Regions from separate parts of the Mus musculus genome. Here region 1 is linked to region 2. The links are chromatin contacts, found by Hi-C or POLR2A ChIA-PET in ENCODE. All regions are on one chromosome and are shown on one strand. The core of a region is the stretch at or near the end of the contact, and the rest is flanking DNA. Distances in the headings are between cores, read along the strand shown.

What was found. A loop is a pair of places that touch in the nucleus more often than their neighbours do. ChIA-PET counts read pairs that join two places held with the same protein, here RNA polymerase II (POLR2A).
Region 1: a loop to region 2 is called in a map of left cerebral cortex, with 2.4 times the contacts of the local background. The contact joins the promoter of Stxbp4 here to the promoter of Mmd in region 2. A Hi-C loop is called at or near these places in 1 of 37 maps with a recorded cell type or tissue (left cerebral cortex). POLR2A ChIA-PET finds 5 or more read pairs at or near these places in 1 of 5 experiments (embryonic stem cell).

Annotation. Positions count from the first base shown.
Region 1 is chr11:90,636,689-90,640,041 of GRCm38, forward strand. It overlaps Stxbp4 (syntaxin binding protein 4), which reads right to left and starts at 1,420. Exons shown (of 18, transcript NM_011505.2): 1 at 1,345-1,420. Cox11 (cytochrome c oxidase assembly protein 11, copper chaperone) reads left to right here and starts at 1,496. Exons shown (of 4, transcript NM_199008.2): 1 at 1,496-1,864. The coding sequence starts at 1,502.
Region 2 is chr11:90,248,088-90,251,056 of GRCm38, forward strand. It overlaps Mmd (monocyte to macrophage differentiation-associated), which reads left to right and starts at 1,389. Exons shown (of 7, transcript NM_026178.2): 1 at 1,389-1,648. The coding sequence starts at 1,623.

The DNA of each region.
Region 1 (3,353 bases), core at 170-2,669, 390 kb after region 2:
CCATCATCAGCTAGTTTCATAGCAGACACTGTTAGTTGAAATTCCTTTATTTTACATTTATTTTCTGAGTCCTTCAGTAGAGGCTGCAGTCAATAACAAAAGTGATTGTGCCTGACTTAGTTTGGAATGTCCCCAGCAAACTAAAAAGGTGTATGGCTCAGTGAGAGTCAAGGAATACGTGCTGATTGACTGATAGCTCTTCCAGTTTTCGGTTCCAATCCACAATGTGGGGATAGTTAGACCCACAGAGGCCATCAGAAATAAGCTCTAGCTTATGGAGGTGGAAAGGTGGGCACGAGAGAGCTATTGGCTTCTTACAGCTTCTGGAAGAAGGAAAGTCAGTTTTCTTTAATGGTGCAATTGATCACACCGATCACACTCACAGACTAACACATCAATGAGTTAGTTCGCCTTCAGCCTGGACTCTGGATAATAATAATGTGGGGGGGGGGGTAGTTTTGGGAGGAGCCTGGAGTAGGGGATGAATATGACCCAAATACAGAGTAAAATACCCTCAAAGAATTAATAAAACCAAACCATTATTTTGAAAAAGAAATGACCTAACTTTTATAAAATTCTTACTATGCTTCAAGCAATGGCAAAAATCATATTATATTCTTACCCTCCTTGAATTACTGTGATTTCCATTCACGAAATAGGGCCATCAGGTTACGGAGAAGTCATATTAAAATTAAACTTATGCAAGGACAAGACTTGTGTAAATTCATTGATGCTTAACCTCCGAATCTGCTCTCAGTGCTATTTAATATTTATTGGTCCTTGTTTGTGGAACATTTAGAGAACTGAAGAAAGCTTTAGCGTATTTCCCAGGGGTCTGTGCCTGCAAGATGCACGTCTTTATTCCTTCAGTCCCTCCTTTAAAGGCCCTCCTGTCCTGGTCCCTCTATTCTGAACAAACTTGGTTTTTTCGGCGGCTGTCTGACCTAATGGTTTTGCTGGGTAAACAGCAGAGGGGTGATGAGCGCAGTGGGAGACATCTGCCCATGGGGCTGAGAAGATGCACAGGTCGGGGTGTTGGAGAGAAAGGCGGTTCTCATACTAAGTGTTCCAGAAAGAGGGACGTTGGTTTGCCTGCGCTCAGTCAGCGGCGGAAAGCAACGGGGCTGAGCGAACCCCAAGTGAGAGCCCCGCGGCAGAGCTGCCGCTGGGGGCCGCTAGGTCGAGACAAAGGCTGGCGAAGTTTGGGGAGATGGGGATACAAGCCCCAGTGAGGAGCTTGCACGCCGAAGGCCCAAATGCATTTTCTGCAAAGTAAACTAAAGAAGCATCCCAAGGAAACAAAAGTGCGAGGCACAGTCACTTAGCAAGAAAACGCGAACTTACCCTCTTCGGGCCACCCGGCCTCCGTAGCGCCACTGCTAACTGTGGAATCTGGTAGTCAAGGCAGCAGCGGAGGCTCAAGCCGGGTACCGCGAGACTCGCGAGGTCTCGCGAGATCTCGCCAGCGGCCCCGCCAGGCGGGCATTCTTTCCGGGGGGTTATGGGAGGGCTCTGGTGTCCGGGATGGAGGTTGGTGGCTTCGTGTGGCCGGGGCTGGAGGCAGCCCGGGTGGTCAGGGCGGACTGTGGTGAACGCAGAGCTGGTGCTTAGGCCCGGGTGGGATGGGCTCGGAGGCGCGGAGCGGGGTCTGAGACGCCTCGGGACATGGAAGCGCCCGTGCGGGGTCCGGGGGCCCGCGACGCAGCCGCCACGGCGGCCGAGGAGCAGCAACCCTTTCCAGCGCGCGCAGGAGGACGAGTGGCGGCGGCGGAACAAGACGGTGCTCACCTACGTGGCCGCGGCCGCCGTGGGCATGCTGGGGGCCTCCTACGCCGCGGTGCCCCTCTATCGGCTCTACTGCCAGGTAAGGGAGGGGACGAAGCGCGGCACGGATCCCACCTGAGCCATCCCCCTGCCGGGGAGGCCGAGGTCACCCGCCGGAGGGGGGAGGGGGGCGTCGCCTCGGATCCAGACCGGGAAGGACGTGCCCAAGGTCACTAAAAAACCTTGCAAGTGGAAGCCGGTTCCGGTAATGATGGAGCTGGTGCCACCCTTCAAAGGGCTATCAGCACAGCCATTCTGTGAAGCGCGGGGAGAAGGTACCGCTGACACTTGGTGAGTTAGAGCGGCTGTCGCATACCTGGAGGTTCACAGGACACCTCCCCTGCCCCAGATAGTTGTCCAACCTAAAATGCTAATAGTATACAGTGGTGCCGAGACCCACAGAAATGGAATTGACACTCCTGTGTTCAAGCTTTCCTCATTCTAGGTTAGCATCATCAGCCTAGGCTAGTTTAGCATCATCAGGCTAGGCTGGGTTAGCCTGAGGTTTAAAAAAAAAAAAAAAGGAAAAAAACCCTAAAATCAAGTTCCACGTTAAGCACCGATATTTCCAAAAGAATGCCCTGTTACTTGTGGAATCAACGAGTTTTAGAGAAGGAAATAAATAAATAAGGGAAGCCATAGAATGGTCCCTCTTCATGAGCAAATTAAAATGTAACCCAGGAAAACTGTGACAGACTCAGTAATATAGGCTTGAGCCCAGGACATTATTTTTCTGTTTTCTACCTTTTAGTTTAAACACCAAACTTGAGAAACTTCAATAACATGTCCCTAGAATATATAAGGAATTGTTTTGTTATTGAAAGACGGAACACTTAACTTGCTTTTTCTTCAGCGGATTTAAATCCTTTATGAAAAAAAAAATAGTTCATCTTAAAACTGAGTCTCTGAAACAGAATCATATCCTTACCTGTTAACTAAGGTCAAATTTATGATTTCTCTTTTAGGATTAAAGTTTAATTTGACAATATTGAGAGAAATTGAAAAAGCTAAGTAACGTGTGTAACAAGTGAAAGAAAGATAATAAAATATTAATATGGTAGGGTTTTTTTTTTTTTTTTTTTTTTTTTGCATCTTCCTTTAGCCTCATTCGGCTTTTTGTTTTTCTGGTGTAAGAAAGGTGAATTATCTGGCAGTGAGAATTGTGATAACCTCAGGCAGCAGTGTGTACACCTTGGAAGTAACACCACCTCTACCTCTAATGAGGAAATAATGGTGATGGGGAAACGTCAGACACAAATTACTCTTTTGCTACTTTAGGGTAGTTGGCGGGCAGGGTAGCCAGACAAGAGGAAGAAAGTCAGGGCCTCATTAACTGTGATGAAGGGTAAATAGGTGTGTATGCAGAGAATTACAGCTAAGAGGCAGGAAAACATTAATCTCCCAAGTGGGAAAACAGTCATGATGCCCTAGGAAAGCAGAATATAAGAATAAAGTTATGAACTTAATTTGAACTATAAAACCCATGGTACAGAAAAGTATACACAGGAACATGGATTCCTTGTTTAAGT
Region 2 (2,969 bases), core at 139-2,638:
TGTATTTCTGAGCCTGGTTTATTTATTTCATTTCATATGATGATATCTAGTTCCATCCATTTCTCTGTTCCCAGAAATGTAGTTACTCGTAACCCCCCCCCCCCCCACACACACACACTGAAGAACAATCCAGTCCTCCTCTATTGGAGCCGATTGTCCTTTTAAACCAAGTGTGCAGCTTTGGAATGGAAAGATCACTCCCGAGTCTTCATTTTTTTCCTTCTGGCTGACTAATTTTCCATGCTGTCTCTAGACACACACACCACATTTTCTTTCTACATCCTTTGGTAGGCACCTACACTAATATAATAACTTGGCTATTGTAAACAGTGCCACCTTTCAAAGCCTTGGCCTCCATACCTGTGAAATGAGTAACATAATTTTGAACCTAAGGATTCCTTCCAAGATCAAAGCAATTGTTGTGGAAAGCACCCCGGGGCACTTAAAGAGAAGGACACTAGAATGGTGGGTGAAACCATTCCCCGGCATCCCCCCATCTTTCATTCGTTTCAAAAAGAGTAAATACTGCTTCGAAGCTGGCCCTAAGTCCCTCAAGAAGGTGAAGTTTGAGGAGTGGGGGATGTGTGTGGGCAGGTTTCCTGGATGGGAGCACACCTGGATTTCAGGAGTGATGCTGACAGGTCCTGCACATGTCAATTCCTTTTTTCCAGTATTCTTCTGAGTGTATTCACTACCTCTTATCTCTTCTCTCCCTAGGATCTGCTCTTCTGGCAAGTCCTTTTAGCTTTACAGAGGTTTAGCAAAAGGGGCCGATTCAAGTCTACTCTTTCCTTGGAAATTTCTTGGGTTAAAAAATAGAAAATAAAATGGAGGACGTAAAAAGATCTCTCCAGAAGAATCCCCCTGGAGAAATTCCAATCTCTTCTTTATAGGACAGCCGTGTTACTAATCCGTCTTTACACAGCGTAAAAGGTGAAGAAATAAATGAAAGGAAGGACGCAGAAATGAATGAAGGCTGGATAAACGATATGGGGCCAAGATTAGAAGGCAGAGATAGATTCTTGCTCGCTGCCACTTCCGGCACAGCTGCTTCTAAGATTGTGGGCCATCTCCTACACACCGTTGTTCCTTCCTCTCTGTTGCAGCTCACACGCTCAAAGCTTTAATGCAGAGCACCGCCCTCCCAGCGCTCCTCCCCTTTCGGCTAGCCACACCCCTCGGCTCTGAGGTTCCGCCCCACCTACCGAGCTTCAAGGGAAATGAATGGCAGCGGAGCCCTGCGCCGCTCCGGACACTGATTGGCCACTGGGCGCGGTGACGCGCAGGTGGCTGCGGGCGCACGCAGCGAGAGCAGCGGGCAGGGGCGGAGCCGGGCTCCGGGGCGGGGCCCAGGCACCCGGGGGCGGAGGAGCCAGGGAGGCGGGAGGCGGGAGGCGCCGGGGCCGTTTAAGCGGCCTCCCTCCCGCCCCCAGGCGCCTGCTCTGGCCCGGGCCCTGTGCTGACCGACCCCCGGTGTGGCCCACTCCGGCCCTGCCCAGTTGCGTGGCTCCCGCCTGGCACGCCAGCGGCCTCGGAGCAGCTCAAGCCCATGAGGCCGGCGCGCCCTGCCGCCGGTGCAAAAGAGACGGAGCTCCCGGCCCCCGCGGTGGAGCGGTGGATCAATGCGGTTCAGGAATCGATTCCAGCGGTGAGAGTTCTGCGGGGAACGTGCTCCGTCCCGGGGGATCCCGAGCCCTGACGAGGACCGGCTCCCGGGAAGACTCGCAGTTCTGCGATCCCCTTCCTCCAGGCAGCTTGGGATCTGTGCCCCGGGACCCCGCATCTGCTTTGCCTCCTCCATCCGCTTGCAAACCTAGCTTGGCCCTTGAGATCCCCATCCAGACACCGCTGCTGCTAGCTTCTAGCAGACTACTCCAGCCTCAGAGCCCCCTCCCCACGACTCCACTCAGGGCCTCCACCCTTATACAAACCCCAACGTGAGGTCTCTTAAGGCTGCTGCAGCACCCTGTGGCGATGTTTGTCTTACAGCGGGTAGGAGGTCTGGCCTGAGCTTTTTGAGGTGTTTTGTCGGTGGTTGGCCCTAGAGACAGGGAAACTGAGGCACGCTTCTCTAGGTCCAGCTTTCCTGATGGTGTCCGGAGGGGTTGTGTGTCTCGGGCTAAGAACCTAATGGTGTGCTATTTGGGGGATTTTTTTTTGGCAGGGGCAAGTTAGCATTCAGGTGGAGAGACATGCCTTTGAGAAACCTGGTTTTAGGAAATAGGGAGAAAGAACGGAGGAGGCGCCACCGGAAGGCGGGTTGTCTGCTCTACACTAAAGAGGTGGTAGGGTAGCCCGACTTGAGGGACATAGTGTGGCCCTTCTCTCCCGGGTGGATTACCTGCGTGGAAGGAATGATGAAGGCTGCCGACCTATTGTTCCCAAAGAAAGCTCTGGGCTTTAATGTTTCTAAGTGGGTGAAAGTTCACCCATGGGGTTTCTGGTAACTCCATCCCTTTGTCTGAGCCTGGCAGCCATACCCATTCCCAGCCCTTCACCACCAACAGGGTAGCCTAGTGTGATGTACCAGAGAATTCAAAAGCAGAAATGCTTAAAATCTTCCGAGCAGGCTATTGAGTTTGAAGTGGTCTTTCTTTTTATTTTAAAATGTAAACACACCATTTAGTTTTCCTTTCCCTTCTTTCCCCTGTTCACTCATTAATGCTTATCTCATTTCTTCCAGTCTCAAAGGGTAAAAGAGCCAACACAACATGCACAGGATGAGGGTGGTCTTTGCGCTCAGTATTGGGGGAGATCGGCTTGAAGATTTGGATTGCTTTCTGAATATTGCTTATTACTTGGTGGCTGGAAGTCTGGCACTATCGTTGGAGGAGAACTACGTCTCTATGTCAAAGGCAGAAAGGAACCTTGGTCTTTCTCGTTTAGAACCACAGTGGATTTAAGAGACTCTGTAACGTGTGTGAACCTCATGTCCTGTGCGTGTGGGTTGTTTGTCTGATTCTTTCCTT